Linked DNA regions of Mus musculus: all the other regions are linked to region 1. The links are chromatin loops, found by intact Hi-C in ENCODE. Cell type or tissue: heart. All regions are shown on one strand.

Region 1 (5,000 bases):
TGACCTTTTCCAGTTTGAGGGATTGTCCCCTTACCCTGAGCCACCACCTCTGACTTTGTCAAGGTCCTCTTTAGCGCGTCTTTCCTCCAGGCTCCTTTCCTATTTAATGGTACTCCACTAACATCCCAGACAGCAGGGAACAGCGGGGAGTTTTCAGCTCCTTGGGAATGCTTCTTCCTTTAGGTGTGGAGGGCCAGGAGTCCTGCTGGGCGTCCCACAGGATCAGGTAGGCCCAGGTCTCCACACTCTGTAGTGCTGTCCTGAGGCTCCTGCTCAGCTCTCAGTTCCAGTGTTGACACTCAGCTTGGAGATCCTTTCTTTGCACTCACAGGTGCCTTACAGCCTCTTCTTCATGCCTCTCACCAGTAGTTTTGTTACCAGCTAGACTAGACTAGTCAGGAAGCCAAACACCACCTTCTCCTTTGAAAGCCCCTCCTGCCAGTGAACTCAGCAGTGCTCACTGCCAGGATGAAGATGGCCACTGGGTGGGACTTCCCATGGGCTCACTCAACGGTGACTCAAAGTAGAGGGAAAGTTGTAGAACCAGAGAGATCTGGGTTTGAATTCTGGCTCTTGAGAGAACTCTTATCAGTTACATAAATTCTACACTCTGGGTTTGTTTGTTTTTTTAAATATGTGTTTACACTTTTTAATGTTTTCTTTATGTGCATTTATGTGCACTGGTGTTTTGCCTGCCTATCTGTGTGTGGGTGTTGGATCCCCTGGAACTGAAGTTACAGACAGTTGTGAGCCACCATGTGGGTACTGGGAATTGAATCTAGGACCTCTGGAAGAACAGCCAGTGTTCTTAACCACTGAGTCATCTCTCCAGCCCCTGGGTTGCTTGTTTGTTTTAATTAATACATAAAAACAAAACTGAGAGAGCTGGGGATGTAGCTCAAGGGGAGAACACGTGTCTAGCATGCACAAACTCCGGGGGGGGGGGGGTCCCACCTGCAGTAACTCACAATAAAAAACAACTTCAGTTTCAACAACAGCAACCCCCCTGAGGCTATGACTCTTGTCATTTGGATACAAAAGGATTAAAGGCTTAGTTTCTAATGCAATGCCCCGTGGTATGATTTGGGGAAACTGGGTGGATCATGGGGGCTCTGACCTAATCATGAGCCAGGAAGAGTGGATAACAATACTCTCTACATAAGCATCAAAGCTTGAGTTCACATGCCCAGCACCCATATAAAAAAGGCAGGCATGGTTTTTAGTGCCTGTAACCCCAGTGTGGGCTTGGATGAAGACAGAAGGATTGCTGGGCTTGTGGGCCACCAGCCTAGTCAGAAAAGAATTCACAAGCTCCAGGTTCAGTGAAACATCCCACTTTATGGAAACTCAGAGTAATAGAGTAGGAGACTGGACTTAGACATCCCCCTTTAGTCTCTGCATGTAGGCTGATAAATGCACACTTTATATACATGCACACACACACAGGATTGATCCATTGATGGATTCCCAAGTTAATGACATTGGGAGGCCTCGTTGGAGGAAGTCACTCAGCGTGGCCATGTGGCCTTTGCCCCTCCTCTCATTCTCTGCACCCCCAACGCCCCCAGCCGGTACGAGGCAAGCAGTGACCCTCCACATGCTCCCTCTGTAGTGATGTTTCTGACCATGGACTGAGGCCTCAGAAATCGTGAACCCGACTAAACCTTTCTTCCTTTAAGCTGATTTTCCTCAGGTAACGTTTCGCAGCAACAAAAAGTTGGTTAACATCTCCGTATGACAGTGCTGTTGCAGGATGAGCTGCGAGGCAGGGAAGCTCTCGCTATCAGAGTGCTGAGGGATGTTTCCACCTCCCACGGAGGCCTTAGACACTGCTGTGGTTTGTGGGAAGGCTCTGTGATGGGCAGGCTTGGAATCCAGTGGTTTATTCTCAGGAGTTATTCACTCATAGGGGCCAAACCCTGAGCCAGGCGTGACTATACCTGCTTTTCTCCACCAGGTGGCAGCAGCCTGATTGCCATCGAGAGTTCCAGTCTGGGTGACATGAACAACTTGTTCAGAAAAAGATCCATCTGTTCTGGCCTGGCCAACACTGAAGATAAGCAAATAGGTTAAGGTGACCCTCTGAATATTGAGTTCCTGATAGAGAACCCCTTGGCATCTGTGGTTGTAAATATACTAACAAGTTCTAACCACAGGCCAAACTGGTGTTATCCATGTTTTACCAGGGGAAACCAGAACCTCTAGGCAGGCTCTGGTCTCACCTGTTGTGTGTCTTAGACCAGTGAGGCTTTCAGGGTGCTGAATGCGCAGGTTTTAGTGGCCTGAGGTCAGTTTCGGGGGGGCGGGGCTTATCCAGTTGTTAATAAATTTATAGGACACAGAAGGGACATCGGATTTTCTTTCTGAAACCCCCAAAGATTCCCTTGCAGTTTCCCAAAATACTTGGGAGCGGAAGGAGGATCCATCATGAAATCTGATAGGTCAAGTGTTCAGGGAGGCTTGACCTGCAGACTTGAAGGTGTTTTTAATGAGTGGACAGGCCTGAAAAGGCAAATGTTACACTTGAGTTTTGTTTAATCCATTCATCCAGCAAGTATGTGCAGTCCTAGGTCAGATGCCTCAGGGGATAAAAATGCAGATAGGACACAGGTCCTTTGTCCAAAGGCTCCATCCAGGGGCTTGGAGAGGTAGCCTAGCAGTTAAGGGCACTGGCTTCTCTTCCAAAGAGTCCAGGTTTGATTCCCAGCCCCACAAGGTGGCTCACGTCCATCTGTAACTCTAGTCCCAGAGAATCAGATGCCCTTTTCTCCACCCCAGGCACCAGGCACACACAGTGGTGCACAGATATATGTGCAGAATCAAACAGCAACAGCCAAACCCCCACACACACATACATAAAATAAATAAAATTTATCCCCGCATGAAGGGTGAGCTGGGCCATTTTATTAAAAAACTTTACATTACCGATTTTCTTCTTCTTTTCCTTCAGCTCTCTGCTCTTCATTATCTGGTTCAGGCTGAAAATTAAACCACGAGGCAGTGAAATAGGGAAGAAACGGAAAGGGGGTGGCTGGAGCCTTCAGACTTGTCACAGGGATCCACAAGGCAGAATGTGGATCCTCGGCACTGTTTCTAGTGTGTTCGGATCTGAAAGGGAAGCATCGGCCTCTCCTCCTCCCTGCCAGAGCCTCAGGGAACCCTGGCCCCAGCCCCTCTCTGCACGTCTTCACACGCCAGAAGAGGGCATCGGATCCCTTTACAGATGGTTGGGAGCCACCTCCGGACTTAGGACCTCTTGATTGTCAAAGACACAGAGAAATGTAAAAAAAGAAAATAGACTAATGTCTCTTTGCCCTCAGGTAATATTATACATATACATACATAAATAATAATGAATATTTGTTTTGAGGAGAAGGATAATCAGGTGCTCTAAATATGAACTGTTTTCTGCAAATAATTACAAAAAGACACATAGAGGCTAAGAGTTATGTGCACTACTGAATGTTTTGTGTTGTTGTTGTTGTTGTTGTTTTTTTTGGTTTCGTTTGGTCAGAGAGGGAAATTTAAGAAATCAAACAAGTTATTTGGGGAGGAAGGACCCATGAGGGAGAAATGGTCAAGAGTATTTCACTTTTATGATCCTTCTATGCTATTTGCATTACACTGGTGTGTGTGGGGGGGGTTGTGTGTGGCACAGCACCCTTGTGAGGACTTTCAAGAGCCAGCTCTCACAGGGCAGTGGTGGTGCAGTCTTTAATCTCAGCATAGGGAGGCAGAGGCAGGCGGATTTCTGAGTTTGAGGCCAGCCTGGTCTACAGAGTGAGTTCCAGGACAGCTGGGACTACACAGAGGAACCCTGTCTCGAGGGCTTCTATAGAGCTGCAGAATCAATCCCAGGTTCTCTTTTCCTTCATGTGGATTCATGAAGAGTTTTTGCTTTTGCTTTTGCTGTGTTGCCTCTAATTGGCTTTTACGACTGCCGACAAATCTTAACCCTTGTTGTCTGCTTCTTCAGAGGACCCCCAGAGGTCCCTGCGCTTGGTTTTAGCACAGTAACCGATTGTACCCAGAAAAGACCTCTGTCTTAAGGAGGACAGTTGCTCTGGGCCCTTAGCATTCCCAGGGACTTAGCATTGAGAATCTATGCCTTTGGCTTCTTTGGGGAAGTTGCTGCCTCTCTTTCCAGATCTGCGGGCTTAGCTGCTTGGGGCCTGCTCTCCCGAGTACCCATTGCTCTGGAATGGAACCCGACTCCCAACCGTGGAAAGTGTGCTCCACAGCAAACCCACTCCTCAGGACTCAGACTCCTCAAGACCAGATTGTTCTGTTTGACTGCTTGCTGTACGCGCTGTGCCATGCGGCTCTGAGAGTCACAAACAAACAGGAAGCCAGTCCACTTCCTCTTTGCTGAGGCTGGCCGCAAGTCTTTATCAGCTTGTTAGCCCAGAGGGGAAGGAGCAGCCAGGATTCAGAAAACAACTTCCTGCTAGAGATCATAAGGGATTTTGGTCCCACTGCCAGGAAGGGCTCCCTACTTCATGGACCCGTTGGCCCAGGTTGGCCAGACTTCCTGACAATGAAAGTCTAGCTGCTATCTCCCCCAGTGGGAAGGCTTTTCTGATAAACGCAACCCTGCCTGGGTCCCCTTAGCCTCCAACACTCTGACATGAAACACCTCTGAACTTTCATGAAGCAGCTCTTTAGGGGACAGTCACAAGAACGTGCTGTCCCTAGAGGCAGCACTGACATATTTTCTTGTGCCTCTCTCAGTGTCTGCCCCACACAGCTCTCCCTGTTCACTGGGATGCCCAGTTCATGCTCACAGACTATACAAGCAGTCTCAAAAGGGGGCACCAAGCAGAACTGGCTCCCGATGCGGCAGGAAAGCACTGCTGCATGAGACCGTGGGGCGGCTGACGCAGAGGGAGTGGTGGGGACAGTTCCAAGAGTGTGAAACTGTGGTGTGGCCAGGGTGGAGGCTGGAGATGAGGACTACAGATATATTTGGTGCAGTCAACAAGTCCTGCATGCCACTGGTG
Region 2 (5,000 bases), 140 kb after region 1:
GACTAACCTTGATCCACTTACCTCTGCCTCCCAAGTGCTGAGATTAAAGGTGAGTGCCACCACCAGAGCCAGCAAAAAACAAACATCTAAGGCCTAGAGGTGTCAGTGTCCAGATTAAATCCTGGGGTCTGGGTCACAGTGTTGAGTAAAACAGACATGGATCGATCGGGTGGTGGTGGCCCAATTCTTTAACTTCAAAACTGGGGAGGCAGAGGCAGGCTGATTTCGGAGTTCAAAGCCAGCCTCATCTACAGAGCGAGGTCTTAGACAGCCAGAGCTCCACAGAGAAACCCTGCCCTTTTGGAAGACAACAACAAAGGCAAACATGGTCTCTGCCCTCAATTTACTTAAAAAAGAGTAAAAGTGACAAGGGAGAGGCGCAGTATGAGGTCATGGGTAAGCAAACTGGGTTGGAACTCCAACGCTACGGTTCATCAACTGGATAGCCCAAGCAAGCTGGGTTAGCTCTTCCCAGTTCGATTTCTTCAGAGCCTCAGTGGCATCATTTTGGAAGGAGAACAAGGATGGGAGCATGGATCCAGACATTCAAATCTTTCCAGCCATCTACCCACTCCCCTCAAGTACACCTAGGGCTGGTTTAAGAAAGGGCATAGTGGCACACATGCCTTTAATCCCAGCGCTCAGAAGGTAGAGGCAGGAACTCGGGAGTAGACCGTCATTCTGGACTATACAGCAAGGCCCATTACTAGCCTGGGCGACAGGAAACTGTCTCAAAGGGGGGGGGGGTCTGGGGGGCATTGGAGGGCCGAGAACAGATACAACACAGATGATGAAGGCTGTGTGAGCCTGTCTTTGAGAAGGGTGTGGAGATGAAACTGCTTCTTTAAGAGGAGGGATTGCAGGGTGTGGGGACTCGGGCCTTTAATCCATCAAATTGGACATGGAAGCAGGAGATTTAGGAGCTCAGGGTCGGGCCTAGAATAGGTAGCAACAAATTATAAGAGACCCACCCTCCCACCCCGACTCAAGATAAAAGGCCCAGGGCCTGAGCACCGCTAGGTAGAGCTAGGTAGAATAAACACCGGTAGCCCTTGGACTTCAGGAAAGAGGTGAAGGGGCGCTGGCGTGTTAGAGAGGGAGCAGGGGCAATGGAGACGTCGCCCTCAAAGATTTGGGCGGGTGGTCCATCGTATCGGCAACTTTTCTGCCAATCTGCCTTCTGCTGGTGGAAGCACGGAGCTCTGGTATTCAAAGCTAGAGGATGATAGGAGAGTTGAAGGTAGACCCAGGCCAGGGTGCACCTCCTCACCCACAGATCCTGTTCTGTGACTGAAGTGAGGTGTCCTTGTGTTCGAACTCTTGGACAAGTCTTTTCTCCTGGGTTCGTCGCACCGGTTCAGAAAGTGCAGGTTTCACCTCCTCTCTTTTAATCGTAATCTAGTGTTCTGAGGGGTGGGAAGGAAGGGAAAGCTCGCCAGAGAGGAAGAGCGGGAACTTGGGAGAAAGCGGGTTTTATTTGCACCACAGTGCTCAAGTGTCGGTTCTCCAACTCCGAGTTTAGGCGGTGCTGGATTGGGAGAGCTTTTCCATCGGCAAGCCCGAGTACCCGGTAATTTGGGGACAGGGTTCCGAGGACTCGGCAGGATGCCGCGACTCCTCCCGGAAGGGCAGAGGGCGAGCTCGGAGCACATGGAGGGAGGGCTGCTTGGCGGGCCGGTCACCCGGCTGTCCCGCGACAAGGAGGGAAGCCGGGCGGTGGAAGGGCTGCCTGCAGAGTCCTGGCGCCGAGCCCAGCAGGAGGCGGGCAGTGTGACACTGACTCACGCACGTGCCCACGCGCACGCAGAGGGTGCCCCGCACCCACGCTCCTCGGACGGGACGCGCCACGCTCCACCCGTCCCGCCCGCCCAGTCTCACGGCCGCTCGCGCGGCCTCCGGGACAGCCCGGAGGCGTGGCTCCCGGGCAGCCCGCCCCTTTGATGTGCGCCGGCGCCACGGTGATTGGCTGGGCGCTTGTGACGTGCGGGGACTGCGGTGGGCCCGGGTGCTGCGGCTGCCGCAGCGCCCGCCGCGGCTCGGGCTCTGGCTCCCCGGCATTTAAAGGGGACGCGGCGGCGGCCCCGAGGATGGGGGGCAGGTGGAAGGGACGGAGCAGAAGCACATCATCCACAGTCCCTCGGGGCTGGAGGGATTCGTGAGCCGGAGCTCAGAAATCCGGGGGTGGATAAGACCGCGTACCCCCCAAATCCCGTAAGCACCCCTTGCTCCATCCTGTCCCTAAATCCCTTAAGTAGCCCCCTTCCCACTACTTCCACTCCAAACTCAGCTGGGACAGACAGCGTGACCGCTGCTGCCCCGCATGAGTCTTGGGCTCCGGGAGGACCGCGATCTAAATGTTGGGGTGGGGGCTGTGTGTAGTTTGAGTGTGTTTCATGTGCTTGGTGGTGGGGTAGTCCCAGGGGCAGAGAACTGAACCCCCTCCTTTCCCAGGTTAATGGTACCCAGTGTCCCTTCATCTCCGGGGACTGTCATAGCTCCCCGCCACCCACAAGTCCTTCCTTCTCCCCGAGCTACGCACCCCCCGCCCGCATTAGAGCGAAGCGCCCGCCAGCTGGGGGTGTGCCAGAGTGCCTGCTTTCCAGTCACCTCTAAAAATATCTCTCCTGCTACCCCACCGGCAGCTGCCATCTCCCTGCCCCTACCCAGTAAGAATCACCTCTGCTTGTCCACCCCAGGCAGGGGACCCCAGAGGTGACGCCTAGTCCCAGATTCCTCACTGGCACCGGGGCGCAGACTAGCTAGGACAGGGAACATACAGAGCCTCCGGAGTTCAGGTAATTTCTTCAAGAGGCAGTAGAGATCCCTGAGTTTTAATCCTATTTCTGATGCTGTGTGATGTAAGCTGGACCTCTCTGCACCCCCTCCCTTGCCCATTACGGGTTAATGAACAAGAAAGGAGTTTGTGAAGTTGCGAGTGTTGGGGGCAGGAATCCTAGCTTAATTGTCAGATCTAATTTCTAGTGATGGGCATACTTATTCTTGAAGCAGAGAGGGCTTGACAGTTTTTAAGTGCTCACCCCCACTCTCAGTCTGCATGTTTCTTGTGGAAAACTCCCCAAACTTTCCTATGGGCTCTACCCTCTCCCCCATTAGGAGAATTTCAAGCTTAGACTTAAGTTAGTGCACACACACACACACACACACACACACCCCTACCCCGACTTCCCACAGATCTAACCTAAAAGTATTTGTATCAAAGGAGCAGGCAGGGGCTGTGATAGGGAATCAGGGCTGCAAACATTGATCTTAGATGAGACTAGAAAAGGACTTCCCTCAGCCCCCAAAAGTTTGCCTCCTGGCTGCTCTAGCATGTGGGAGAAACTCAAAGGTCCTGTCCTGTTCTCCACGGGGACTCTGGTGGTCACACAGAATTTTTTGTTGCTTTGTTTTTCTAGACAGGGTTTCTCTGTGTAGTACCGGCTGTCCTGGAACTCACTCTGTAGACCAAGCTGACCTCTAACTTAGTTTCACCTGCCTCTGCCTCTGCCTCTCTGCCTCTGCCTCTGCCTCTGCCTCTGCCTCTGCCTCTGCCTCTGCCTCTGCCTCTGCCTCTCTGCCTCTCTGCCTCTCTGCCTCTCTGCCTCTCTGCCTCTCTGCCTCTGCCTCTCTGCTTCTGCCTCTGCCTCTCTGCCTCTGCCTCTGCCTCTGCCTCTGCCTCTGCCTCTGCCTCTGCCTCTGCCTCTGCCTCTGCCTCTGCCTCTGCCTCTGCCTCTCTGCTTCTGCCTCTGCCTCTGCCTCTGCCTCTGCCTCTGCCTCTCTGCTTCTGCCTCTGCCTCTCTGCCTCTGCCTCTCTGCCTCTGCCTCTCTGCCTCTGCCTCTGCCTCTGCCTCTCTGCCTCTCTGCCTCTCTGCCTCTCTGCCTCTCTGCCTCTGCCTCTGCCTCTGCCTCTGCCTCTGCCTCTGCCTCTGCTGTGATTAAAGGCAATGCCCTGCACTGCCCAGGACTTATCGCTTATCACCTGTCAGAAGTGAGTGACTTTTTTTTTTAATGGCAGTTGTTTTGAAACAGGAATTTTCATGTAGTTCAGGGTGGCCTCAAACTCAGATTCTCTGCCCCTATCTCCTGCATCACCAGCTGCCAACTGGTCTATGCTATGAAGCCAGAAAATAACTAGGGGTGAATGGGGCAAGGACCAAGTGTCTGTGAGGCTGTGTCAATTTTTGGGAAGAAACCCGGAATACCTGGCCTTCTGCTCTGCAGAGAAAAAGACAAGATTACCAGAGTGGAGGCGCTGGACTTTAATCCCAGTGTTTAGGAGGCAAAGGCAGGAGGATCTAAGTTCAAAGCCAGCCTAGTCTACAGAGAGAATTGCAAGCCAGCCAAGGTTAGGTAGTGAGAGCCTGTCAGCTGTCAGCATTGGGACTGGTATAATTCTTTCAAAGGAAGACAGGCAAGTAGTTAACCCCCTCCAAGAGATGAAAATTAATCTTATCAAGAGTATTTTTATTACATGCCTGGAATCTCTGAACTCAGGAGGCTGTCCAGGTTGGTCGACCCTGTCTCAAAATTAAATACAAAGATAATGGGTTAAGGGCATGCTGTATAGTATCTGCAAAGCCCTGGGGTTGGTCCTGACTGTGGGACGAGGGGAGTGAAGCAGGAAGAGAAGAGAAGGTTGTTCTGTGTGGCTGCTGGTGACCCGTTTGGTTTGTATCTTTGTATCTGACCCTTGCTTCCCTCCCTGCCTGACACTTAGTTCCTCTCTTTGTGATTGCTTTTACAATGGGTGTGGCACCCTCTGACCTATCACCTCTAACTCTTGTCTTGGGACAAAGGTTATATCAGCCGGGATTCCAATGGTGACAGTTTCCCCAATGTCCCTTGCATGCGGTTCCCTCGTCTACCATCCCTGCCCCTTTCTCTCTCACTATCTCAATAATGTTGTCTCCCAGAGCACTGCTAGTTTTTGCTAGTGAGCTTTAACCTCTTTCCAGTTACTAGCTATAGGTTCTTTGAGGGGATAGAGAACACTGAGAGCT
Region 3 (5,000 bases), 65 kb after region 1:
GGTGAATTTGACAGATATGGCTCTTGGTATGATAGAATTTACATTCTAACTGAAATTGGGGACTCATACAAGCCTGTAAAATAATATCCATTTCAAACCATTTGAGGAGAATAATGAATCAAAGTGTATGGAATGTAATGATTTTAAATTTTGTGTGTTGTGAGGAATTCCATGGCCTAAGAAGAATATGGTGATATAATTTTTTCCCTCATTTTTTTTTCTCTTTATAGACAAGATGCTCCAAGTCCCCTGCAGTTCTCTTCGAAAGAAGACGAGGAGTGCTCTGCGCCTGCCGTAAGAACAGCCCTTTTTGACTTAAGGTGGCGGTGGTGCTGTGACACAGGAAGAACTGCATGCAGGCTGCAGGAGTTTCTTATTCTCACTTCTTGAGTAGTTAGTTCTCCGTGGAGGGAGAAAGATTTGAGTCTTAATTGCCCTGTTTTCAAGGTGTTCTGTGTCGTCTGAACTGGGCCACTTCCTAATGAGCTACACAGCCAGTCCTTGTCCGGAGCTGGTTGAACCCTGTGCAGTGCATGCAGAAGGAATGGCCCAGGAAGAGAGCCATCGAAGTCAGGCGCCACCCACCTTCTACCATGGTGCCAGCCAGGAGCTCGACCTGTCCACCAAAGTGTATAAAAGGGAGTCTGGAAGCCCTTACTCTGTGCTAGCAGACACCAAGATGAGCAAACCACATCTCCACGAGACGGAGGAGCAGCCATATTTCAGGGAGCCAAGGGCAGTGTCTGATGTGCATACTGTCAAGGAAGACCGGGAGAATTCTGATGACACGGAAGAGGAGGAGGAAGTCTCTTACAAAAGGGAGCAGATCATAGTGGAGGTAAACCTTAATAACCAAACATTAAATGTCTCTAAAGGGGAAAAGGGTGTCTCTTCCCAGTCCAAAGAGACGCCTGTCCTTAAGACAAGCAGTGAGGAAGACGAGGAAGAGACTGAGGAGGAGGCCACAGATAACAGCAGTGACTACGGAGAGAACGGACGGCAGAAGAAAAAGGAGAAGCAAGTGGAGAGAGTCAGGGTTACACAGAGGCGAACCCGGAGAGCGGCCTCTGCTGCCGCAGCTACCACTTCCCCTGCACCCCGCACAACTCGAGGCCGTAGGAAAAGTGCAGAGCTACCCAAGAGGAAGAAGCGGGCCACCAAGGAGGCTAAAGCGCCAGTTCAGAAAGCTAAGTGTGAAGAGAAAGAGACTCTGACCTGTGAGAAGTGCCCCAGGGTGTTTAATACTCGCTGGTACCTGGAGAAGCACATGAACGTTACTCACAGGCGCATGCAGATCTGTGATAAATGTGGCAAGAAGTTTGTCCTGGAAAGTGAGCTGTCCCTTCACCAGCAAACAGACTGTGAAAAAAACATTCAGGTAGGTCTCACCAGCGGAGGGCAAAGTTTCCAGGCTAGGACCTGGCTGTTCAGAGTCATCTGGTGTCTGCCCAAGAGGATAGAGGCTGAAGGGACAGATTTCACCAATTATCACTTTAGACTCTGCTGCTTGGGTCTTTTCAAAACCAAGGCTTAATCCTGTCTTTCAAAAGCATTACACTTAACTGACGATGGATTAGTGAGAACCAGGTGCACTGGAAGGGGGATTGGTTATAGATGACTGACTGGGATGTAAAGTCAGCGCCGACTTTGCACTGAGAGTCTCTGTTGTGGGACCTGTGAGATAATTCATTCTGGCATCTTCTGTCACGGTGGGAGGTTTGCCGAGTGAGGGCCAGGAGTAGAGAAAGGTCCTTTCCAATTAGAAGGATGTCAGAGTCTAGTGCAGCTGATGGGGACAGAGACCATGACTCAGACCTGTGGAAATGGAAGATCTCCTTACACCCGTGGAGAGATGGCAACACTAAATGTGTCAAGAGGCAAGCCCGTGGGAATATGCAAACCTTAAACAGAGGCTGAGCTGTTTGAAAATGTTGCTTACCTGGCAGTAGGGTTACATAATAATGTTGCTGTACAGTGCTGCTGATGTAACAAAGCGTGCTATTCAAACCACTCTGGTGTCTTGGAAAGATTGTACTGTGACAGGTTAAGAGGTGTTGAATTTATTGCAGCTATATTGGTGTATGTATATGTTTGTGTATTAATGGATATTCATACATGGTAAGTCTGTTATGTGTCCATAAGATGTATATAATAATTACCATATTGAAGCTAACTTTAAAAGATAAATTGTTTTACTTTTGGTGTGGGAAGTTTAATTTTCTCTTTTAGACAATTGTTTTTAATCAATAACTGAATGCCTTTCTTTAAAGAGATTTTTGGTTTTTTTTATAAGCCACTGATTTAGCTTGTAAATCATGACATGATAGAGGTATGCTGGGTAAATAAAAGAGACTCTGGCCATGTTCTCCAGCAGGTGCCTGGGCAGAAGTTGGTTGCAGGGTCAGTCCAATGGAGCATGGTTCAGTGCTGCCCCCTAGAGGTCAAACTTGGATTTCATAGTGGCTCTTTACTGAAAAGGCATTCCTCATTTCTGTCTCTATGATCTGCTTATTTTGTGGGTTCCCTCCCTCCCTCCGTCCTCCCCCTCTTCTTCCTTTCTTCTTATTCTTTTTTTTTTTTTTTTTTTTTTTTAGCTTGAATTTGATTGAGTAACCAAAAACACCAGGTCTTGTTTGTAAGCTTCTGTGCTTCTCCTATCATAGCATGTTCACCCTTGTGCTTGTGTTGTGTGGGTTCTGCTGACTGAAAGCCGTGCAGACTCCTAGGCTGAAGAGATGGCTCAGCACTGGGCACTCTTCAGAGAACCTGAGTTTGGTGCCCAAGGCTCTCATGGCAGCTCATCCCCCCGTTCCAGGGATCTAACATCCTCTTCTGTCCTCCTTGGGCACCAGCCACATATGCAGTATATATACATACAGCAGACAAAACACTCAACTATATAAAGAAATACTTTTTAAAAAAACCCAAGCCCTTTCCATTCCTAAAGAATCTTGTGCTGTGTGTCTTCATGCAGCTCCTGACAACCCTGACAATCTCATGAGAAGAGAAAACTAATCGTTGCAGAAATGGTGGCTTACAGGGGCCATCTGACCTTTTCCAGAGCAGTGTCCATCCAGGGGCTTGTCTCTGAGCTCTTGGTTCTTGACCTCTGCAGTGGCAGTGGCACTCAAGGGCTGTAGTGACTGAGTTCTCTTACTGTTCATTCCTCAGAGCCTGGCAGTTGTCAAGAATTTTCTGGTATCGTTTGGTTGATTTAGTCATTCTTTATGCCTAATAATCCAGGCTGCTGCTGAGCCATGGTTTGGAGAACTAGGCGTTGTGATATAAGGAGGTCTGGAATTGGGGGTGGGGGGTGGGGGGTGGGGGGTGGGGGTGGTCAGTGGTTTAAGAGGTTGCGTTAGCTTCTGCTGGAGGGAAATGGCAGACTGAATTAAATTTAGGGAAAGTTAGTAAATCTTGAACATTTTGTTACAGAATTCTTCAAAATGTGTTTTCTAAAGCATGAGGACATTTTTATACCCTTCAGATCTATAATACTTATATATCTTGTCTTTGGTTGTGCTAACTTCAGGCTTATTTATATTCTCTGGTAAGTACATCTTAACTGCATGGCAGCCTGGGTAGAAGGCAGCTGTACGTGCTGGTCTGTGCCGTAGCGTGCCTGAAGTTCTAGCAGGTGTGCCAGCCTGGACTTACACTCCCCACACCTGAGACTGGAGCAGGATCAGATTTGAGGTTGGCCTTAGTGGCTCAGGGTTTGAGGGTGGTTCTATAGTGAGACACTCTTTCTCAAAACAAGCAACAAAACAGAATACATAAACACCAAAAAGGATATTGGATGTTCTTTTCATCAGTGGAGCACGGGAGCGGTAATAGCAATTAGTTCTTTGCTGCTCGTGGGACTTCTTACTTCTTGCCTTAGGTTTGCTGCTGTTTGCTTGCTCCCAAGGTATCTAAAAGGTGGGTCTTGGAAAATAGAACATACAGAGGTTAGTGTTGGAAGATGAACTGCATGCAGGAATCGTTTTTGTTAGGATTCTGGTCTTGTGCCATGAATCTAAAGTAGATCCATTTCCTCTGCCAGGAGGTAGGATGGCCTCCTGAAGCCTCAGTAAATAAAGATTCTTTCTGCTTGTCCTGCTAGTGTGTTTCCTGTAACAAATCCTTCAAGAAACTCTGGTCCCTTCATGAACATATCAAGATTGTCCATGGATATGCAGAAAAAAAATTTGCCTGTGAAATTTGCGAGAAGAAGTTCTATACCATGGCTCATGTACGAAAACACATGGTTGGTGAGTCTCCGCCCCTCTTTCTCCACCTGCAGACTCCTGGAGTGCTCTCTGCTCCACATTGGGCAGGATATGCAGAGTCAGCATACTGCAGTCAGTTTTAGCTTGTTGAGACTATATGTAGCTTGTCTTTAGTAAGCATGATCAGGTTGGACAGTGCAGTCTTCCCTACCCAGAGTTCTTTTCAGTAGTGCAATTTGTTCTCTCTTTGGAACATTACTGTCAAAGTGAGAGGTAGAAATGAAGACAGCGTAGTTTCCTCACCTTATGGCATCTGGCTTCTCCATTCTGGGGGTTTTAGTGGAATTGTTTTGAGTTTAAATGCATTTTTCTGTGTTACAGCACACACAAAAGACATGCCATTTACATGTGAGACCTGTGGAAAGTCTTTCAAGCGCAGTATGTCACTCAAGGTGCACTCCTTGCAGCATTCTGGAGAGAAACCCTTCAGATGTGAGGTAAGGGGCAAGCTATGCCCAGGCCCTGTCCATGGCTAGGGTTGCGTGGATGACGCAGTAGTAGATGGAGTGCGGGGTGCAGAGCACAAGGCTGGGACACACTGGAGCTTCTGGCATGCGAGGTGCTTGGTGATCTCTCAGTGCTGAGAAGAGAGATGGCCCATCAGCACCCAGTCTCTTAGGGGTAACTGAGAGTGATGTGCAGTGGCTGATCTTTCTCTCAGTGATTCAGAGAAGCTGAGTCTGAGCCAGTGATAATTACCTGAGAAATTCCCCGTGTTCATAACTCAGC

What was found. A loop is a pair of places that touch in the nucleus more often than their neighbours do. Peaks named below come from ENCODE experiments on the same cell type or tissue, not always from the same donor. Only the 100,000 strongest peaks of a DNase experiment are listed, where the experiment ranks them.
Region 2: a loop joins it to region 1, with 2.4 times the contacts of the local background. A loop is called at or near these places in 7 of 42 quality-filtered maps.
Region 3: it touches region 1 in a loop (8-fold over the local background); 40 of 42 quality-filtered maps call a loop at or near these places.

The regions. Positions count from the first base shown.
Region 1 is chr11:95,684,263-95,689,262 of GRCm38, forward strand. It overlaps Gm29873 (a long non-coding RNA gene), which reads right to left and starts at 3,010. Exons shown (of 3, transcript XR_388979.4): 1 at 2,926-3,010; 2 at 1,941-2,050. In heart, CTCF peaks have their summits at 1,944 (motif pointing right), 3,226 (motif pointing right), 3,972, 4,732 and 1 weaker place; DNase peaks (open chromatin) are centred at 1,939, 3,189, 4,459 and 4,909; H3K27ac peaks cover 1,425 bases.
Region 2 is chr11:95,822,499-95,827,498 of GRCm38, forward strand. It overlaps Phospho1 (phosphatase, orphan 1), which reads left to right and starts at 2,002. Exons shown (of 3, transcript NM_153104.3): 1 at 2,002-2,211. It overlaps Gm38958 (predicted gene, 38958), which reads right to left and starts at 1,913. Exons shown (of 1, transcript NR_164195.1): 1 at 1,457-1,913. In heart, no CTCF peak of the experiment used is centred here; DNase peaks (open chromatin) are centred at 1,943 and 2,583; H3K4me3 peaks cover 2,383 bases; H3K27ac peaks cover 1,952 bases; H3K27me3 peaks cover 1,359 bases.
Region 3 is chr11:95,748,770-95,753,769 of GRCm38, forward strand. Zfp652 (zinc finger protein 652) reads left to right here and starts at 298. Exons shown (of 5, transcript NM_201609.2): 1 at 298-1,378; 2 at 4,106-4,253; 3 at 4,593-4,708. The coding sequence starts at 482. In heart, a CTCF peak has its summit at 2,431 (motif pointing left); DNase peaks (open chromatin) are centred at 1,152 and 2,412.